Regions from separate parts of the Homo sapiens genome. Here regions 1, 3 and 4 are each linked to region 2. The links are chromatin loops, found by intact Hi-C in ENCODE. Cell type or tissue: PC-3. All regions are shown on one strand.

Region 1 (5,000 bases), 220 kb after region 2:
TGAGAGATCTCAGAGAACACAGCCATGCTGTGCCAGACTTTGGCCTCCAGAAGAGTTTTTTTTTTTTTTAGTTGAGACAGGGTCTCACTCTGTCACCCAGGCTGAAGTGCAGTGGTGAAATGACAGCTCATTGCAGCCTCAACCTCCTGGGCTGAAGCAATCCTGCCACCTCAGCCTCCCGAGTAGCTGGGACTACCAGCATGCACCACCAAGTCCAGCTAATTTTTGTATTTTTGTAGAGACAGGGTTTTGCCATGTTGCTCAGGCTGGTCTTGAACTCCTGGGCTCAGGCAATCCTCCTTGAGCCCATCTGCCTTTGCCTCCCAAAATGCTGGTGTGTCCGGAATTGGTGGATTCTTGGTCTCGCTGACTTCAAGAATGAAGCCGTGGACCCTCGCGGTGAGTGTTACAGTTCTTAATGATGATGTGTCTGGACTTTGTTCCTTCAGATGTTCAGATGTGTCTGGAGTTTCTTCCTTCTGGTGGGTTCATGGTCTTGTTGGCTTCAGGAGTAAAGCTGCAGACCTTCGCAGTGAGTGTCACAGTTCTTAAAAGCAGCGCATCTGGAGTTGTTTGTTGCTCCTGTCTGGAGTTGTTCGTCCCTCCCGGTGGGTTTGTGGTCTCGCTGGCTTCAAGAGTGAAGCTGCAGACCTTCACAGTGAGTGTTACAGCTCATAAAGGCGGTGTGGACCCAAAGAGTGAACAGCAGCAAGATTTAGTGCAAAAAGCAAAAGAACACAGCTTCTGCAGTGTGGAAGCAGACCTGAGCGGGTTGCCGTTGGGGCTGGGGCAGCCTGCTTTTATTCCCTTATGGAGCCCCACCCACATCCTGCTGATTGGTCCATTTTACAGAGAGCTGATTGATCCGTTTTCCAGAGAGCTGATTGGTCCATTTTGACAGGGTGCTGATTGGTGCGTTTACAATCCTCTAGCTAGACACAGAGTGTTGATTGGTGCATTTACAATCCTCTAGCTAGACATTAAAGTTCTCCAAGTCCCCACTAGATTGGCTAGACACAGAGCACCAATTGGTGCATTTACAAACCTTTAGCTAGACACAGAGTGCTGATTGGTGTATTTACAAACCTTTAGCTAGACATAAAAGTTCTCCAAGTCCCCACTGGATTAGCTGGATACAGGGTGCTGATTGGTGCATCCACAAACCCTGAGCTAGACACAGAGTGCTGATTGGTGCATATACAATCCTCCCACTAGACAGAAAAGGTCTCCAAGTCCCCACCTGATTCAGGAGCCCAGCTGGCTTCCCCTAGTGGATCACCTGCCCACCAGGGCCACAGGCGGAGCAGCCCACCAGTCCTGTGCCCCGTGCCTGCACTCCTCAGCCCTCGGGCAGTCGATGGGACGGGGCCGCGGAGCAGGGGTGGCACCCGTCGGGGAGGCTCAGGCTGCGAGGGAGCCCACAGGGCAGGGGTTGGGGGGCTCAGGCATGTCGGGCTTCAGATCCCGAGCCCTGCCCCACGGGGAGGCAGCTGAGGCCCGGCGAGAATTCCAGTGCGGCGTGGGCCGGCGGGCAGTGCTGAGGAACCCGGTGCACCCTCTGCATCTGCTGGCCCGGGTGCTAATCCCCTCACTGCCTGGGGCCAGTGGCACCAGCCGGCCGCTCTGAGTGTGGGGCCCACCGAGCCTGCGACAGATCCGGGAGAAGCCGGCAGGAGCCCAGAGGAAAGTTTTCTTTGTGAAGGGCAGGGCGCCCTGGAATGGGTTCGCGAGCCAGCGCCCACCTGGAACTTGCACTGGCCCATGAGTGCCATGCGCAGCGCTGGTTCCTGCCTGTGCCTCTCCCTCCACACCTCCCTGCAAGCAGAGGGAGCCAGCTGCAGCCACGGCCAGCCCAGAGAGGGGCTCCCACAGTGCAGCGGCAGGCTGACGGGCTCCTCAAGCATGGCCAGAGTGGACTCTGAGGCCAAGGAGGGCTGAGAGCGAGCAAGGGCTACTAGCATGTTGTCACCTCTCACTGGGACTATAGGCATGAGCCACTGCACCAGACCCAGTGTGTTGTTTTAACCTGCTAAATTTATAGTAATTTGTTATTAGTAATTTTTGTTTGTTCGTTTTTGTTTAGAGACTTGCTGTGTTGCCCAGGCTGGTCTCAAATTTCTGACTTCAAGCAATACTCCCATCTCGGCCTTCCAAGTAGCTAGAATTACAAGCTCATGCCACTATGCCCAGTTTATTAGTAATTTGATATGTAGTAATTTGATACTAGTGTAGCAGCAATAGAAATCTAATACAAAAAGCCTTTCAGAACTTTGAAGACTTTCCACTAGAGGCCATAGAGCATAGTTATTATCACACACTCTGGAGCCAGACTGCCTATGTTTGAATCTAACTCAGCCACTTTTTAGCTGGGTAATGTGTACTCTTCAGCAAGCTATTTAACCCCTCTGTGCCTCAGTTTCTTCAGCTGTAAAAGGGGCAGCATAATAAGAGTAATCCTATCTCATAGGTTTGTTGTAAGGATAAAATAAGTTAATATAATAAAGTGCTTATAATAGTGCTGATGGATATAACAGCAACCATATACATATAGATATGCTTGCTATTTTTTTTTCTTTTTTCTTTTTTCTTTTTTTTTTTTGAGACTGAGTCTCGCTCTGTCTCCCAGGTTGGAGTGCAGTGGTGTGATCTCAGCTCACTGCAACCTCCACTTCCCAGGTTCAAGTGATTCTCCTGCCTCAGCCTCCTGAGTAGCTGGGATTACAGACGTGTGCCACCACGCCCTAGTTAATTTTTGTATTTTTAGTAGAGGTGGGGTTTCACCATGTTTGCCAGGCTGTCTTGAACTCCCAACCTCAGGTGATCTGCCCACCTCGGCCTCCCAAAGTGCTGGGATTACAGGCATGAGCCACTGTGCCCGACTCACTTGCTATTATTATTCCATTGCCTTTTAGCATCCTGTTTTAGATGAGAAGTCTATGAGCTGATTTCATGCTCATTCTTTGTAGTTTATCTGCTCTTTCTCCCCAGATGGTTTTAGAATTTTCTCTTTAGGGTTTAGAAATGTCATCAAGGTGAGCCTAGCTAGGTATATGTCTTTGCATTATTTCCATTTGCCATTAAGCCCTGTAGACCTGAACACTCAGATCTTTATTAAGCTAATAATTATTTTTTCTTTGTCTTTGTGTGTGTGTGTGTGTGTGTGTGTGTGTGTGTGTGTGTGTGTGTGTGTGTGACAAAGAGTCTTGTTCTGTCACCCAGGCTGGAGTGCAGTGGTGCGATCACAGCTCACAGCAGCCTCGACCTCCTGGGCTAAAGCGATTCTCCCGCCTCAGCCTCCTGAGTAGGTGGGAATACAGGTGTACACCACCACACTCATCTAATTTTTAAAATTTTTTGGTAGAGATAGGGTTTTGCCACATTGCTCATGCTGGTCTTGAACTCCTGAGCTCAAGTGATGCACCCGCCTCAGCCTCCCAAGGTGCTGAGATTACAGGCGTGAGTCACCATGGCCAGCCTTTTGTCTCCTTTAAAAAAAAATTATCCTTTCCCTGTTTCTATGCACAGTCTCTGTAATGACTACTCTATTTATAATGGAACTCCTGGTTCACCTATTTATGTTTTCTTTCTTTCTTTCTTTTTTAAGACGGAGTTTCGCTCTTGTTGCCCAAGCTGGAGTGCAATGGCGTGATCTCGGCTCACTGCAACCTCCACCTCCCAGGTTCAAGCAATTCTTCTGCCTCAGCCTCCCGAGTAGCTGGGATTACAGGCATGTGCCACCACGCCCAGCTAATTTTGTATTTTTAGTAGAGATGGGGTTTCTCCATGTTGGTCAGGCTGGTCTTGAACTCCCAACCTCAGGTGATCTACCTGCCTCAGCCTTCCAAAGTGCTGGGATTACAAGCATGAGCCACTGTGCCAGGCCTTATGTTTTCTTAATTTTCCATTTAAAATTTACATTTCTTTTGTAGGAGATGGCAAGTGCCCATGGACTCTCATGGATGCTTCAAACAATCCTAATGTACTTTTTTTTTTTTTTAATTTGAACAAGTTGATTTAAAATTTCAACTGAAGACTGAATATTTAGGAACAGGCATGAGATTTTTTTTAAAAAAGGGTCGTATTGAACTGACACATAAAAGAATATATAAATATTTCTTTTATATTTTTTATATGTCATATAAAAATCATTTTATATGACATATAAAAATGATTTCATATTGGTAGCAAACAAATAGATTAAATAGAGCGAATCCTAAAACACATTCATATCTATTCAACTTTAATACCATGGTAGAATCAGTATTTCAGATTGGTGAATTTGTGCAAAAAGCAGATGAATTCCCAGATATTCTCCTAATCCAGACTGTGTAGCAATGGTAGTCTCTTTTCTCTATCCTGACAGATAGAGTTTTCTAATAGCTCTTGATTTTCAGAGTAAAAATAGAGTAAAATTATAGTATGGCCACCCAATAGATTCATTTTGCCCACTGCCCATATAGAGCCAATTTATCAAGACAGGGGAATTGCAACAGAGAAAGAGTTTAATTCACACAGAGATGGCTGCATGAATTAAACTCTTTATGGGATACCAGAGTTTTATTATGACTCAAATCAGCGTCTCTGAATTCAGAGGCTAGGGTTTTTCAGTGATAGTTTGGCAGACAAGGGAATGAGTGCTGCTGACTGGTTGGGGATACAGTTGCATGGGTGTGGAAAATGGTTCTCATGTGCTGAGTCTACTTCTGGGTGGGGCTGCAGGGCCAGTTGGTAGATCCAGGTGGAGCCATCAGTTGTCAGAAATGCAAAAACCTGGCCAGGCACGGTGGCTCACACCTGTAATCCCAGCAATTTGGGAGACTGAGCTGGGCGGATCACCTGAGGTCAGGAGTTCAAGACCAACCTGGCCAAAATGGCGAAGCCCTGTCTCCACTAAAAATACAAAAAATTAGCCAGATGTGGTGGTGCATGCCTGTAGTCCCAGCTACTCAGGAGGTTGAGGCAGGAGAATTGCTTGATCCTGGGAGGCAGAGGTTGCAGTG
Region 2 (5,000 bases):
CTCCCAGCAAAGAAATGGGTTTCTTCTCAAAAAGAGATGTTGCAGTGACATCTCTTGACCACAAGAGGGGGACAAATAGATAGCAGTTACCATCCTTACAATATTAGGAGGGGAAACAGGGTTTATATTACATATGTGTGTAAGTGGAATTCAGGCAAACCAAACATTAGAGATACACCTGAAAGGCTCTACATAGAGGGCTAATGGAATGAATCCTTTTCTAAAGTAGACCGAGCATCCTTTCATCACGTGAGTCGTGTCCTCTAACATACTACGGGTTGAGTATCCCTTATCTGAAATACTTGAGACCAGAAGTGTTTCAAATTTCAGATTTTTCTGGATATTTGCATTATACCAGTTCAACATCTCTAACCCAAAAAATCTGAAATCCAAAATGCTCCAATGAGCATTTCCTCCAAGTGTCATGCCAGTGCTCAAAAAGATTCAGATTTTGTAGCATTTTGGATTTTCGGAATAGGGATACTCAACCTGTGTTCACTTTACCTACCCTAGCTTTTCCAGCTAAGTGCTGCCTAGCCTATAACTTTAGGCAATCTCAGAGAATGACGAACTGCACTACTGTTTATGTGTTTCAGTTATTCTCCTATGACACTTCACTCTCCTGTCACCAGCTGCTAAGTTCTTTATGGAGACTGCAGCAGGAACTGCAGACTCTTTTAAGTAGAGGATTGAACTGAGAAATTCCCTCATCTTTAGATGGTGGCCAAATCCACTGGGCCCACTTCCCTGCATCAGAAACCTCTGGTTTTTCACACACTGACAAATGTGCCCAATTGCTTTACCAACCATGTCAGAGTTGTCATAGTTTGGTTTTGTTGTTTTTTTTTTTAATATCTGTAACTCTCCTAATTCTTTTCCTTAGCTAGCTACCTTGCAAGCTATTATATAAAAGATAACAGCTATTTCCTAAGTTACCCTCTAACTAAAATACCATGTACCCCACACCAACCAGAATGGCAAGAATCTTAAGGACAAAATACCATGATGCTTTAGCAAGTGGAATATTCATACATTGCTGGTGAGAAGGTAAACTGGTACAAGCATTCTGGAAGACTGTTTTGCAGGGATCTACTGAAGCTGAAATACACATGGCCTACAAATGAGCAATTCCACTCCCAGGCATAAACATAACAGAAATACAAAAACATGTACACCACAGAAGCACTATTCATAACAGTCAAAAACTGAAAACCACCCAAACAAGCAACAAAAGTAGAAGAGATTAATAAACTCTAACATATAATGCAATGAAACAATATCTAGTGCAAAGATGAACAAATTACTGCCACATGGAATAACATGAATCAATCTAACAAACATGTTAGGTTAAAGCTGCCTCCTCATGTATTTTAAGTTTGGCCTAAAGGTTTCTCCGAACATAGGGAACTGTAACCTAACTGGATGTGTACACAGACTGTAATCTACTCTTGTACCAATTACAGAGTTTTGGCCAATCACAGGGGGGCAACTGTTCAAACTGCTCAAATAAGGCTAATGCCATGCTATAACCAATCCAGCTGTTTATGTACCTCACTTCTGTTTTCTGTGTGTCACTTTACATTTTCCGTCCATAAATATTACGTGACCATGTGGCAGCCCCAGAGTCGCTCTAAATCTATTCTGGTTTAGGGGCTACTGGATTCCCTAATCGTTCTTTGCTCAATTAAACTCTGTTAAACTGGCAAGGCAGGGTGGCTCACACCTGTAATCCCAGCACTTTGGGAGGCTGAGGTGGGCAGATCACTTGAGGTCAAGAGTTTGAGACCAGCCTCACCAACATGGTGAAACCCTGTCTCTACTAAAAATACAAAAATTAGCCAGGCATGGTGGCGGGTGCCTGTAATCCCAGCTACTTGGGAGGCTGAGGCAGGAGAATCACTTGAACCTGGGAGGCAGAGGTTGCAGTGACCCGTGATCACACTATTGCACTACAGCCTGAGCAACAGAGCAAGACTCTGTCTCAAAATAAAAACACAAAAGAAAAAAAACCCATTAAATTTAGTTTGTCTAAAAGTTTTACTTTTAACATATAATATTGGGTAAAAGAAGCTAGACACAAATAGAAGTATGCGTAAGTTTAAAATCAGGCAGCATCAATCAACAATAAAAGAAGTTTACTTATGGGAGGGGTAGGTGATTCCCTTTAAAGAGGCACAAAAGAAAATTGATAATGCTCTATTTCCAGATCCTTGTAGTGGTTACACAGGCATACCCACTCATCAAGTTGTATACAATTTGTGTACTCTGTGTAATTCTTCAAAAACAAATCAATTTAAAATGTCATGAAGTTCAAAATAAGGAATACTTAACATAACTCACTTTATTTGCTTTTAACATACTAAAAAGCCACGCTCAAATGATTCATCCTCCCTACTGAATAGGACCTCAAATGGAATGTATCATGGTATTTGCTTAAGATAAATAGCTACTTTATTGAAGGTTCCAAAAAAGTGTATCCCAAATAGCGAACACGACCTACCCAAGAAAAGTAAGATGCCTTAAGGGGAAAATTCCAGTATCTACCTTTTTTTGGGTGGGGCGTCAGCGGAGGAGAGGACAGAGTCTCACTCTGTCACCCAGGCTGGACTACAGTGGTGCAAGCATAGCTCACTGCAGCCTCAATCTCCTAGGCTCCTAAGCGGCTGTGACTACAGGCACACATCACCATGCTCAGCTAATGGTTTAAATTTTTGTTTCTCAGGCTCTTGAACTTCTGACTTCAAGCAATCCTCCCATCTCAGCCTCCCAAAGTGCTGGGATTATAGGCGTAAGCCACTGTGGCCAGCTTAATATCTTTCTAGACATCATTTTGAGTTATTACTTCAGGAAATATCCGCTAGAAAACTTTTCCATTTCTGGAAACTCAGTATTTTTATTTGTGAGATTAAGATCCCAAAATACAACTCTAATATACAAAAACTGAGACCCTGAAAAATAAAGAACAGAAAAGTCAAACAAGAATCTCTGCCTTCACATGTTTCCAGAAGACAGCTGGTACATGTAATTAGAGTGGAAGTTTATTTAAAATATATCTAGGACAGGCATAGTGGCTCACGCCTGTAATCCCAGCACTGTGGGAGGCCGAGGTGGGTAGATCACTTAAGGTCAGGAGTTCAAGACCAGCCTGGCCAACACGGCAAAACCCTGTCTCTACTAAAAACACAAAAATTAGCTGGGCATGGTGGCGCACGCCTGTAGTCCCAGCTATTCGGGAGACTAAGACATGAGAATTGCTTGAACCTCGAGGCGGAGGTTGCAGTGAGCTGAGATTGTGCTACTGCACTCCAACCTGGGCAACAGAGCAAGACTCTGTCCCAAAAAATAATAATAAAATAAAGTAAAATAAAATAAAATAAAAATATCTAGGCATAGGAAAAAATGGCACTTACTCCTCTTTTCCTTTTTCTTAAATTTCCCTTTTTTCTTCCCATGATCTTTCTCATCATCAGACACTACATCAGGAGGCTCATGGAGGATGTCATGGGGAGGTGAGGGCTCGCCAGTGCGGTACAATCCAGGAAACTTAGTAGGGCTGATCTCTTCAGAGCTGGGGGTCCGGGTAAGCCCGCTGCCATGCTCCACCCTGCGGTGTTCACTGGGGCTGCTGGTGGGGGGCAGGAAGCACTCAGTCATGCTGATGCCCTGACTAGGAAGGGACGAGGTCTTCTCTGTTACCTATCCATTACACCTGCACCAAGAGAAAAAACATTAGCAGAGTCACCTAACACCAAGGAACAAAAACACCACAGCATTTACAAATCAAAAATATTTTCTCCACAAACCCCCTTGTAAAAAACTCTTTCATTTTATTGTCTCGAGATATATTCCATGCATCACACATTTCAGTTCTCAGGGTTGAAAGCACTGGGATCTTCGAGTATTCAAAAAATAAATCAAATGAAAATCAGAGGTAGAGTTCTCAAAGTAGAATATGGAATTCCTTAAAAAAAAAAAACCACTCATCATTCTAAAGTGCTTCATTTTGACTGCTCCCCAACATAAAATCTTACTATTTTGCTTTATGACTAAACAACTATAAATAAGTTACAAAGACGACTTTATAACTACATATGAACAGTTCACATCATAATTAAATTTTATAATTAAAATGATATATTTAATGATTCATATAATTACAGACCACTGATTCTACGATGCATGCAATTTTATATGCAGCTCATGTATTGATAATAACTATATTTTTGTACTGCAGTTATGCTAAAAGAAATGAAGGAACCCTCATTTAATCAATCCTAAAATACATGCAAAATAGTTTTACTACAACAGATGCTACAAAGGACAAATGTAAGAGGAGTTCAAAATTTGTTTGCATTTTCTCCCTTCTTTAGGATGGTAGGTACACAGTCAAAGTACTGCGTTTGAAAGTTACTTGGATTAATTCTTATTCCTCTTTAATGTCATTATGATATTCATTTGAAATACTATCAGAATCACTTTTTCTCTTTGCGCTCATTTATTTTTTTTATTTTTTTTGAGAGATGGAATTTCGCTCTTGTTGCCCAGGCTGGAATGCAATGGCGCAATCTCGGCTCACTGCAACCTCCGCCTCCCAGGTTCAAGTGATTCTCCCGCCTCAGCCTCCTGAGTAGCTGGGATTACAGGTGCCTGCCACCACACCCGGCTAATTTTTTGTATTTTCAGTAGAGACAGGGTTTCACCATATTGGTTAGGCTGGTCTCGAACTCCTGGCCTCAGGTGAGTCACCCGCCTCGGCCTCCCAAAGTGCTCGGATTACAGGTGTGAGCCATCGTGCCCGGCCTCTCTTTGCACTCACTTTAAATGTTAACTTTACAATTTAAAAAATCCACAAGCCATAAGTGACAATTCTGAGACCATAAATAAAGTCAAAGGACAAGCAAATGTGGAAAAAAAAAAGTTGCAAATTGGGAGAGGTAATTTCTTTAAAAAGCAAAGAGTTATTAACAAATTAATGAAAATAGCAACAAATTAAGAGAACC
Region 3 (5,000 bases), 410 kb after region 2:
CGATTAAGTCCAGATAACCCCACTGTAAACTGAAATTTACATACTTTCAATTTACAATGGGTTTAATCAGGATGTCATCTCATTGTAAGTAAAGGAGCATCTGTAATTGAAAATGCCACCACAACCCTCTCACCTTCGAAACTACAATAGCAGCTTGGGAATGAGGCAGTGATAAGTTCTAAAGTGGCATCAACATTACAGAAAAACCATGGGCAATTACTGAAGAAGGGAATAAACTTATTCTGATTATCTATTACTCCATAATTTATAACTTTTAGTCAATTACTACAATCACCTATGAGGTATTATCTCAGTTTACAGAAAAGAAAAATGAGGCTCAAAGAGATTAAGATGGCTCAAGATCACACAAACTAATACTTAATTCTAGCCATATTTTAAGCAATGATGAGCTGAAAAGCCTCGTCAAGAGAATGGCAGCTAGCAAAGCAGAAATTAGATTAGGCAATTTCTTTGAAAGCGTAAATAATCTTTAAAGGTTTCTCATTTAGGAAAGGAACTTAGGTAGACTTTTCTTGTACTTTTCTTGATACTTGCTAGGTTTAATGTGAAATCTCACTACTTGTGAAAGGTTAGAAGGGCCTGGTTGTATAAGTAATAGAACATCCTCACAATGGAATGCTATGTAGCATTAAAATGACAGTATAGAAATGTCTACTGATAAGGAAAGCTGTTCAGAATACATTACAAAAGAGCAGGCTACCAAACAGTATAAATACCTTTCCATTTTTGTAGAAACAAATTGTCTGTAAGGTCTGTTATGTGTAGACATCAAAATGTTAACAATGGTAATTTCCAGGTTGACAAGACAATGGATGATTTTTATTTTTTGAGCTTACTCTACTTGCTAGTCTCAGTATTGTTTTTTCTACACACGTATGACGTGTGTAATAAAAATTAAACTTATTCATCAACTCAAATATTTATTGTGTACATAGTGCATATCAGGTACTATTTGTTTAAAAAAGGGGGGAGGGTGGAAGGGGGAGGGAGAAGGGGAGACGGATGGAGAGAGAGAAGGAAGGAAGGAGGGAGGGAGAGAAAGAGAGTTCCAGAAACATTAAACCTGGATTACAATGGTCCTCCACTACCTCAAGTTGTTCTTTTTCATTAAAACTGCTTTTCAATTTATACTTCTAGCCCCTTTGCCTCAAAAACAAAAGAAACAAAATCTACAAGCACTCTAATTTCTTTTCTTTCTACCATGTCTGATCCTCATCATCTTTCACCTAGCATTCTGCAAGAGCCTCTTATCTACTTAGTCTCCCTGTTTCTGGGTCCAAATCAAACCCATTCCACCCTCAGTCCTATCCAGTGACCTATCCAAAACAGAAACCACATCTTATTCCTCTACTTTAAAACCTTTCACTGACTCCTGACGGCCTCTAAAATCAAATTCTTTAGTATGGCACGCCAGGAGCTCCAATATCTGGCCCCTGTCTCTCCCTTATTTCATTTGGGAACACACCTTACCTCCAACAGCAGAGGGTGGCTTCTCATACATACCGATCTTTTTCTTGCCAACAAGACTTTAAGTTGTCCTTTCCACCTAGAATACCCTCGGACCCCATGCCCAATCTGTTAGTATTACCTTCAGGAAAAATCTTATGCACCTTGAAACCACATTGGATGACCCTATTCATCTCTCTAACACTGTACTTTTACATTGTCTCAACCTTAAAGTTCCTCTTACATGAGACTATCAATTCCAAAAGAACGGGAACTGTCTAAATCTTTTCCTTATCTGTAATATGAGGAAAAAGTAATACCAGCCTCAAAAATGAGATGTGGAATGTAGATATTTAACTCGGTGCTTGGCATACAGAAAACAGTTATCAAATGACTATCATTATTATCCACACTGTTAACTAGAGCTCAGCAGTGCATGACGTACAGTAAGACTTCAAATGTTTATTGAAAGACTGAACTCTGCAAAAAGGAATATTCCCATTTTACAACTGAAGAAACTGAGGAAGATTAACAGCACAAAGTCATAGAGCCACAAAAGGCAGTTAAGCTAACATCCAAACTCGAGTCTAACTCTAAAGCCCTGAATTCATTCTCAATGAATATACACTAGCTCCCTCTTGCTGAGAACTGACTTAACCTATTTCACTCTTAGAAAACAAACAAAACTAAGGCTTCTTTCCAGTATTACTTGTGTAACAGGCCCTGTTGTTATAATCGACATTTCTGGAAATCTGCATTTTTAGATTAACGTGAAGGAGTGTTTCAACTTCTCTGCAATTCAATTTCCTTGCCTACCATGAGATGTACTTGGATCTCAAAAAGATCATTTAATCTCTAAAATCCTGTGGTTCTTTAATTGGGTGCTGTTATTTGCGGCGCCGTTCTTTCAGAGTTAGTTTGATACCGTTTATTTAGCCAGCATTTCCGATATGCAAAGCACAACTGCAGTAAATCAAACATTGGCCACCCTTTTCCAGCCCTAATGAAGTTCTCCCTAAGCCTTCACGAAGCAAGCCAGAGCTCTCCAGTATGCTGCAACCTAAAAGCATCGAGGTCACTAGGCTTGAAACGAGAGGTGCCTCCTTCGGAGCGACGGTCTTCGAAACTGATCTGGCCAGAGCAGGCCTAGATTCTGCGCTACAGCAAAACAGCAAAAACAAACAAACATATATATATATATCACCAAGCAGCCCCTCTTTTCTGTCCTCCTCGACCAAACTAGGAGTACACTTCCCAGTATGGCAACCCTCCCTCGGGGCTTCTCACGGTGGGGCTGCAGCGGCCTCCCTAAGAGGGCTAAGGCCGCAGTGTCCTTGCCGCCGCCTGCAGGCCCGTGCAGAGCCCAGGGCTCTCCTGCGCCCAAAACTAAGGGAGACACGGAGAGCAAGAGAAGGGCGGCGGCAGCGCCGGGCTCAGCTTGAGCCTCCTTACCCAGTGGGCGGTGAGGCCAGCCGCCCGGGCCCGGAGCGCCGCGGAGAAGAACATGGCGGGCCACACTGTTCACCTTCCCCAGCCGCGCCAGGCGAGAATCCCGAGCGCGCCCAGGGCGCACAGCGTGCGCGCTCCCGACCCCAGGCCTAGGCGACCCGGACGGCACGCCGCTCCCTTCGCCGAGGGGCGGGGGCTGACGGGAGGGAGCGAGGGCGCGCGGGGGCTGCTGGGGCCCTGTGGGCGGAGACTTCCCGGGGGAGGGGCGGGGACCAGTCCGTGCTCGGAAAGGGAGGTGTCCTACGGGCCGCTGCAGGGGTCCCGGCCTTGAAAAGAAGCGTCCCGGAGCTGCACCTTGGGCTCCTGGGTAACGAAGCGCCCGCCTGGATTTATAGGGGTGAGCTTCCCTCATGGAGAGCCTTGTGAGGATTAGCCACCTCCTCTTATATTGCTGTTAGTTAAAAATAAAGTCGGGTTGCAACCCACTATAAATCTTATTCTACATGTTACGAATTCAAGACACAGAGGGCTGCTATCCAGTGTGCTAGCCATAGACACCAAATGTCTTGGTTCCCAATCTTTTGCATTAGAGATATGTGCGACATATTTAGGGGTTAAATGGTATGATGTCTGGAATTTGCTTGAGAATAGTGGGGAGCGGGAGGTGAAAAATAAAGCAAGTTGGCCGTTAAGTAAGGCCATAGAAGCTGCATGGTCGTTCTTATTTACTATTCTCGGTACTTTTGTACATATTAGATATTTTCCATAATAAAGCTGAAAAAAAAACCCACTTCCTTCTTCATGTTTGTTTGGTTATCTCTGGAAATTCCAACAAGTATTTATTCAGTAACAGCTCTAATGTGCACAGCACTATTTCCTGGTGTGGACTTCCTCTTGATTTTTTACGTCACTGCCTTCTTTTCTGGAGTGTCACGTCCTGTACCCACCCCCTTCCTTTTGCCCATTTTCTTTGCTATAATAAACTTGTGAATAATTTCTAGAACATTCACAGCAGCACAGGGATTTTAAAAATTTATCCCTCATTAGTTTAAAAACTCAGAAATATTCCATTGCAACCCCTATGAATCATATTTCGCAAATCACAGAATTCAAGACACAGAGGACTGCTGCCCAGTGAGCTAGAAATAGATACCAAATGCCTTGGTTCCCACTCCTTTGCCTTATATTTTATGTTAGTTTGCCTCTCCTAAATTAGCTTCAGTATTTCCCTTTAAAAGGAAAAGACAGTCTGGCCCTTAATGTAAATGTATTTTGTTATAAAGTTACCTAAATACTTATACACCTGGCCGGGCGCGTGGCTCACGCCTGTAATCCCAGCACTTTGGGAGGCTGAGGTGGGCAGATCACGAGGTCAGGAGATCGAGACCATCCTGGCTAATACGGTGAAACCCCGTCTCTACTGAAAATACAAGACATTAGCCGGGCATGGTGGCAGGCGCCTGTAGTCCCAGCTACTCGGGAGGCTGAGGCAGGGGAATGGCGTGAACCCGGGAGGCGGAGCTTGCAGTGAGCCGAGATCGCGCCACTGCACTCCAGCCTGGGCGACGGAGCGAGACTCCGTCTCAAAAATAAAAAATAAAAAATAAAAATACTTATACACCTAACACTATTGTGCACATACTTACTGTTCTTATACAACTAAAGCCAAAACATGTCACAAATACTTGATGGATGAGATAGACATTATATGGATTCTTTTTGAATCTGTAATGCATGCTTTTACTGGATTTTATTAGGGCATTCTCTGACTCCCAATCCAGATTAGTCCTCAAGATACCGTCCCAAAATATGCCTGCCCGCACTTTCACTACTACATTTACGACCAGATTATAACCTCCATGGATGGAGAAACCTGCCCTTCCTATATTGTTTGGTTCAGCAACTTGCACTATACTTGGCAAGTAGAAGGCATTCAATAAATATTTGTTGTCTGAATGAAAATCTTGCCCATAGTGCAAATATTCTGCCTACCTAAAAGGGTTAGAATTATGCTCATTTCTATTTGTCTTAGGTCAGAATTATGCTTGTTTCTATGTGTATCGGTGAGAGTGCTTTTCGCTACA
Region 4 (5,000 bases), 90 kb after region 2:
TTTCTTTCTCTTTCTTTTTTGTTTTGAGACGGAGTCTCGCTCTGTCGCCCAGGCTGGAGTGCAGTGGCATGATCTCGGCTCACTTCAATCTCCATCTCCTGGGTTCAGTGATTCTCCTGCCTCAGCCTCCTGAGTAGCTGGGACTACAGGCGCCCACCACCATGCCCAGCTAATTTTTTGTACTTTTAGAAGAGTCAGGGCTTCATCGTGTTAGCCAGGATGGTCTCTACCTCCTGACCTTGTGATTTGCCTGCCTCAACCTCCCAAAGTGCTGGGATTACAGGCATGAGCCACTGTGCCTAGCCTATGGTGACACAATTTTCAAGCAAAAGGTGAAATCAAGCAAATGTTTGCAGTTTATGACTAATCATTTTAACTGTACTTTTAAACAAATTAAATGTTTATTATTTAAATTTTTCATTATGAAACATTTCAAACATATTCCATAGTCCTGGACTACAGCCACATCTCATTGCCACCCTTCTCCCCAACCCAAAGCCTCCTTTGCATCTTCCTCTTGTATCCCCCAACTTTAACCAAAAAGTATGGGACACCTCTCCTCCCTCCCTGGCAACCAATCACACACCCATTACTATCCCATTAAAACCTAATCACCCTTACCCCACTTAATGCCAGTATCCCATCCCACAGCAGGCTTTAAGGGGACTGAAACCTGTTATCAGTTGCCTGCTACAGCACGGGCTTCTAAAGCCTATAAACTCTCCTTACAATTCCCCCATTTTACCTGTCCCAAAACTGGACAAGTCTTACAGGTTAGTTCAGGATCTGCACCTTATCAACCAAATTGTTTTGCCTATCCACCCTGTGGTGCCCAACCCATACACTATTTTGTCCTCAATACCTTCCTCCACAACTCACTATTCCATTCTTGATCTTAAAGATGCTTTTTTCACTATTCCCCTGAACCCCTCATCCCAGCCTCTCTTTGCTTTTACCTGGACTGACCCTGATACCCATCAGTCCCAGCAGCTTACCTGGGTGGTACTGCCACAAGGCTTCAGGGACAGCCCTCATTACTTCAGCCAAGCTATTTCTTATGATTTACTTTCTTTCCACCCCTCTGCTTCTCACCTTATTCAATATATTGATGGCCTTCTACTTCGTAGCCCCTCCCTTGAATCTTCTCAACAAGATACCCTTCTGCTCCTTCAACATTTATTCTCCAAGGAATATCAGGTATCCCCCTCCAAAGCTTAAATTTCTTCTCCATCCATTACCTACCTTGGCATAACTCTTCATGAAAACACACATACTCCCCCTGCCGATTGTGTCTGGCTGATCTCTCAAACCCCAACCCCTTCTACAAAGCAGCAACTCCTTTCCTCCCTGGGCATGGTTGGATACTTTCGCCTTTGGATACCTGGTTTTGCCATCCTAACAAAACCATTATATAAACTCACAAAGGAAAACCTATCTGACCCCATACATCCTAAATCCTTTCTCCACTCCTCTTTCCATTCCTTAAAAGCAGCTCTAGAGACTGCTCCCATATTAGCTCTCCCTGACTCATCCCAACTTTTTCATTACAAACAGCCAAAGTGCAGGGCTGTGCAGTCGGAATTCTTACACAAGGATCAGGACTGTGCCCTGTAGCCTTTTTGTCCAACTTGACCTTACCGTTTTAGGCTGGCCCTCATGTCTGCATGAGGTGGCTGCTGCTGCTCTAATACTTTTAGAGGCCCTCAAAATCACAAACTATGCTCAACTCACTCTCTACTGTTCTCATAACTTTCAAAATCTATTTTCTTCCTCACGCCTGATGGATATACTTTCTGCTCCCCTCTCCCCACCCTCGGCTCCTTCAGCTGTACTCACTCTTTGTTGAGTCTCTCACAATTGCCATTTTTCCTGGCCCAGACTTCAACCTGGCCTCCCACATTATTCCTGATACCACACCTGACCCCCATGACTGTATCTCTCTGATCCACCTGACATTTACTCCATTTCCCCATATTTCCTTCTTTCCTGTTCCTCACCCTGATCACACTTGGTTTATTGATGGCAGTTCCACCAGGCCTAATCGCCACTCACCAGCAAAGGCAGGCTATGCTATAGTATCTTCCACATCTATAATTGAGGCTACCACTCTGCCCCACTCCATCATCTCTCAGCAAGCCAAACTCATTGCCTTAACTCGAGCCTCACTCTTGCAAAAGGACTATGTGTCAATATTTATACTGACTCTAAATATGCCTTCCATATCCTGCACCACCGTGCTGTTATATGGGCTGAAAGAGGTTTCCTCGCTATGCAAATGTCCTCCATCATTAATGTCTCTTTAATAAAAACTCTTCTCAAGGCCGCTTTACTTTCAAAGGAAGCTGGAGTCATTCACTGCAAAGGCCATCAAAGGGCCTCAGACCCCACTGCTCAAGGCAACAATTATGCTGATAAGACAGCTAATGAAGCAGCCATTATTCCTACTTCTGTCCTCACGGCCAGTTTTTCTCCTTCTCATCAGTCACTTCTACTTACTCTCCCGCTGAAGTTTCCACCTATCAATCCATCCCCACTCAAGGCAAATAGTTCTTGGACCAAGGAAAATTCCTCCTTCCAGCCTCACAGGCTCATTCCATTCTATTGTCCTTTCATAACCTGTTCCATGTGGGTTACAAGCCACTAGCCCGCCTCTTAGAACCTCTCATTTCCTTTAAGACATTTGTCCTGCATTTCACTCCATCCTTGGCTACCTTCCCCTTGTTCTTTGGACTCTCCTCCCAGCCCCCCTTCTTGTTTACTTATACCCAACCCCTGAATAACAATGGAAGGTTTCTTGTAGACACTATGTTCTCATAACTTTCTCTACATACTATAAAAATTGAACCTTCTCCTCTGCCCAGTTGCCCCATCAATCCCCATTACAACCTCTAACTGCTGCTGCCCTCACTGGATCCCTAGGAGTCTGGGTGCAAGACACCTCTTTTGGTGCTCCCTCTCATCTTTTCACTTTACATTTCCAGTTTTGCCTTACACAAGGTCTCTTGGAAGGAGGAAGCTCTGTAGATCCTCCACCTATGTGTGTCCACCTGCTGGTTGGACAGGCACATGTACATTAGTTTTCCTTACCCCCAAAAATCAATTTGCAAATGGGACTGAACAGCTTCCTGTTCCCCTCATGTCACCAACACTTCACTACTATTTTGTTTTGTTTTGTTTATTGTTAATATAAGAAGACAGGAATAGGCCTTGACTTACTGCTGAAAAAGGAGGACTCTGCATATTTCTAAATGAAGAGTGTTGTTTTTACCTAAATCAATCTGGCCTGGTATATGACAACATAAAATACTCAAGGATAGAGCCCAAAAGCTTGCCAACCAAGCAAATAATTACACTGAACTCCCTTGGGCACTCTCTGATTGGATGTCCTGGGCCCTCCCAATTCTTAGTCCTTTATACCTGTTTTTCTCCTTCTTGTTAGATATGAGTTCTAAATTTCTTTTCAAAGAATTAATATGTCAGTAAGTTCAATTCTTTGCCTTCTACTTTTAAACTTAACTTCCTTGTAAAGCAACCTTTTTTGATTGCTTACTCCACCCTGACTCATTCCGATTCCCTATGCCACCCTGACTCATTCCGATCACCTGCTCCACCCTGACTCATTCAGATTACCTGCTACCTGCTCTGCCCTGACTCCCGCCAAAGCACTCACCCCATCACTGTCTTTAAATTAGCCAATCGGAATTAGTTCAGCCTGTGCAGTCTAACCCCAGCCAATAGGGGAACGACACAGCAGCAGGGGCCAGGTGCGTCAGGGATAAGAATCCCTTCCCCTCCCTTGTCCAAGTGTGCACTCACCATTGCTTCATCTGTAAGGGCTCACCCTTCTACAGAAGTAACTTGCCTTGCTGAGAATTAAAAAGAAAATTTTATATTTGAGTGCTATTCCTTTTGCAGCACCAAAACTATATATACAACATTCTCTTATTTGGACCTTGTGTCTTCCATTTAGTTTCTCAATTCATTCAAAACCACATCCAGGCCATCACCAATCATTCTATATCACAAATCCTCCTTCTAATAACCCCACAATATCACCCCTTACCACAAAATCTTTCTTCAGTTTAATCTTTCCCACTCTAGGTTCCCACGCCGCCCCTAATCCCGCTCGAAGTGGCCCTGAGAAACATCGCCCATTATCTCTCCATACCACCCCCCAAAATGTTCACTGCCCCAACACTTCACCACTATTTTGTTTTGTTTTTCTTATTAATATAAGAAGACAGGAATGTCAGGCCTCTGAACCCAAGATAAGCCATCATAACCCCTATGGCCTGCACGTATACATCCAGATGGCCTGGAGCAACTGAGGAACCACAAAAGATGACATTCCACCATTGTGATTTGTTCCTGCCTGACCCCAACTAATCAATCGACCCTGTGACATTTCCCTCCCCACCTCCCACCCGCCCCAATGAGTCTCATGATCTCCCCACTCTGTACCTTGTGACCTCCGCCCCTGCCAGCAAGAGATAACCACCTTTAACTGTAATTTTCCGTTACCTACCCAAATCCCATAAAACTGCTCCACCCTTATCTCCCTTTGCTGACTCTCTTTTCGGACTCAGTCCATTTGCACCCAACTGAAATAAACAGCCTTGTTGCTCATACAAAGCCTCTTGGTGGACTCTCTTCACATGGACGCGTGTGACAGGACTCTGTTCTGAGCTGCTCACTGGGGGCAGGTTGCCTTCTGCTCAGGAGGCATTTGTGCAGCACTGCAGTTTATAAGGTGCCTTCACATCCAACATTTCACTGTTCCTCCTCCTTTAGGGTGAATATTTATAACCCTCATTTTGCATAAAATAAATGAGATTCAGGCATCCCAAGTGACCAGCCCAAGGATCTGCAGTCATTAAGGAGCAGAGCTAGGACTAAATGATGGTCTGGCCCCCGAGCCCAGAGCTCCTCCTCACAGAATATCTGGCCAAGTATAAACCGGGTAAATATCCCTATTTAATGTGAATATTTAAAATTGGACC

The links. A loop is a pair of places that touch in the nucleus more often than their neighbours do. Peaks named below come from ENCODE experiments on the same cell type or tissue, not always from the same donor. Only the 100,000 strongest peaks of a DNase experiment are listed, where the experiment ranks them.
Region 1: it touches region 2 in a loop (7-fold over the local background); 4 of 110 quality-filtered maps call a loop at or near these places.
Region 3: it touches region 2 in a loop (11-fold over the local background); 2 of 110 quality-filtered maps call a loop at or near these places.
Region 4: it touches region 2 in a loop (7-fold over the local background); 7 of 110 quality-filtered maps call a loop at or near these places.

The regions. Positions count from the first base shown.
Region 1 is chr18:9,293,652-9,298,651 of GRCh38, reverse strand. No RefSeq gene overlaps it. Among named protein-coding and RNA genes, the nearest start is that of TWSG1-DT, 38 kb to the left of the region's middle. In PC-3, no CTCF peak of the experiment used is centred here; a DNase peak (open chromatin) is centred at 2,201; H3K27ac peaks cover 345 bases.
Region 2 is chr18:9,511,700-9,516,699 of GRCh38, reverse strand. It overlaps RALBP1 (ralA binding protein 1), which reads right to left. Exons shown (of 10, transcript NM_006788.4): 2 at 3,411-3,709. The coding sequence starts at 3,654. Among named protein-coding and RNA genes, the nearest start is that of RALBP1, 39 kb to the right of the region's middle. In PC-3, a CTCF peak has its summit at 58 (motif pointing right); DNase peaks (open chromatin) are centred at 69 and 2,459; H3K4me3 peaks cover 758 bases; H3K27ac peaks cover 2,127 bases.
Region 3 is chr18:9,100,717-9,105,716 of GRCh38, reverse strand. NDUFV2 (NADH:ubiquinone oxidoreductase core subunit V2) reads right to left here and starts at 3,018. Exons shown (of 8, transcript NM_021074.5): 1 at 2,920-3,018. The coding sequence starts at 2,973. RefSeq lists an enhancer at 1,949-2,658 and a silencer at 2,931-3,290. In PC-3, CTCF peaks have their summits at 1,898 and 2,098; DNase peaks (open chromatin) are centred at 966 and 3,106; H3K4me3 peaks cover 4,173 bases; H3K27ac peaks cover 4,015 bases.
Region 4 is chr18:9,421,661-9,426,660 of GRCh38, reverse strand. No RefSeq gene overlaps it. Among named protein-coding and RNA genes, the nearest start is that of RALBP1, 51 kb to the left of the region's middle. In PC-3, a CTCF peak has its summit at 3,050; a DNase peak (open chromatin) is centred at 3,670; H3K27ac peaks cover 2,016 bases.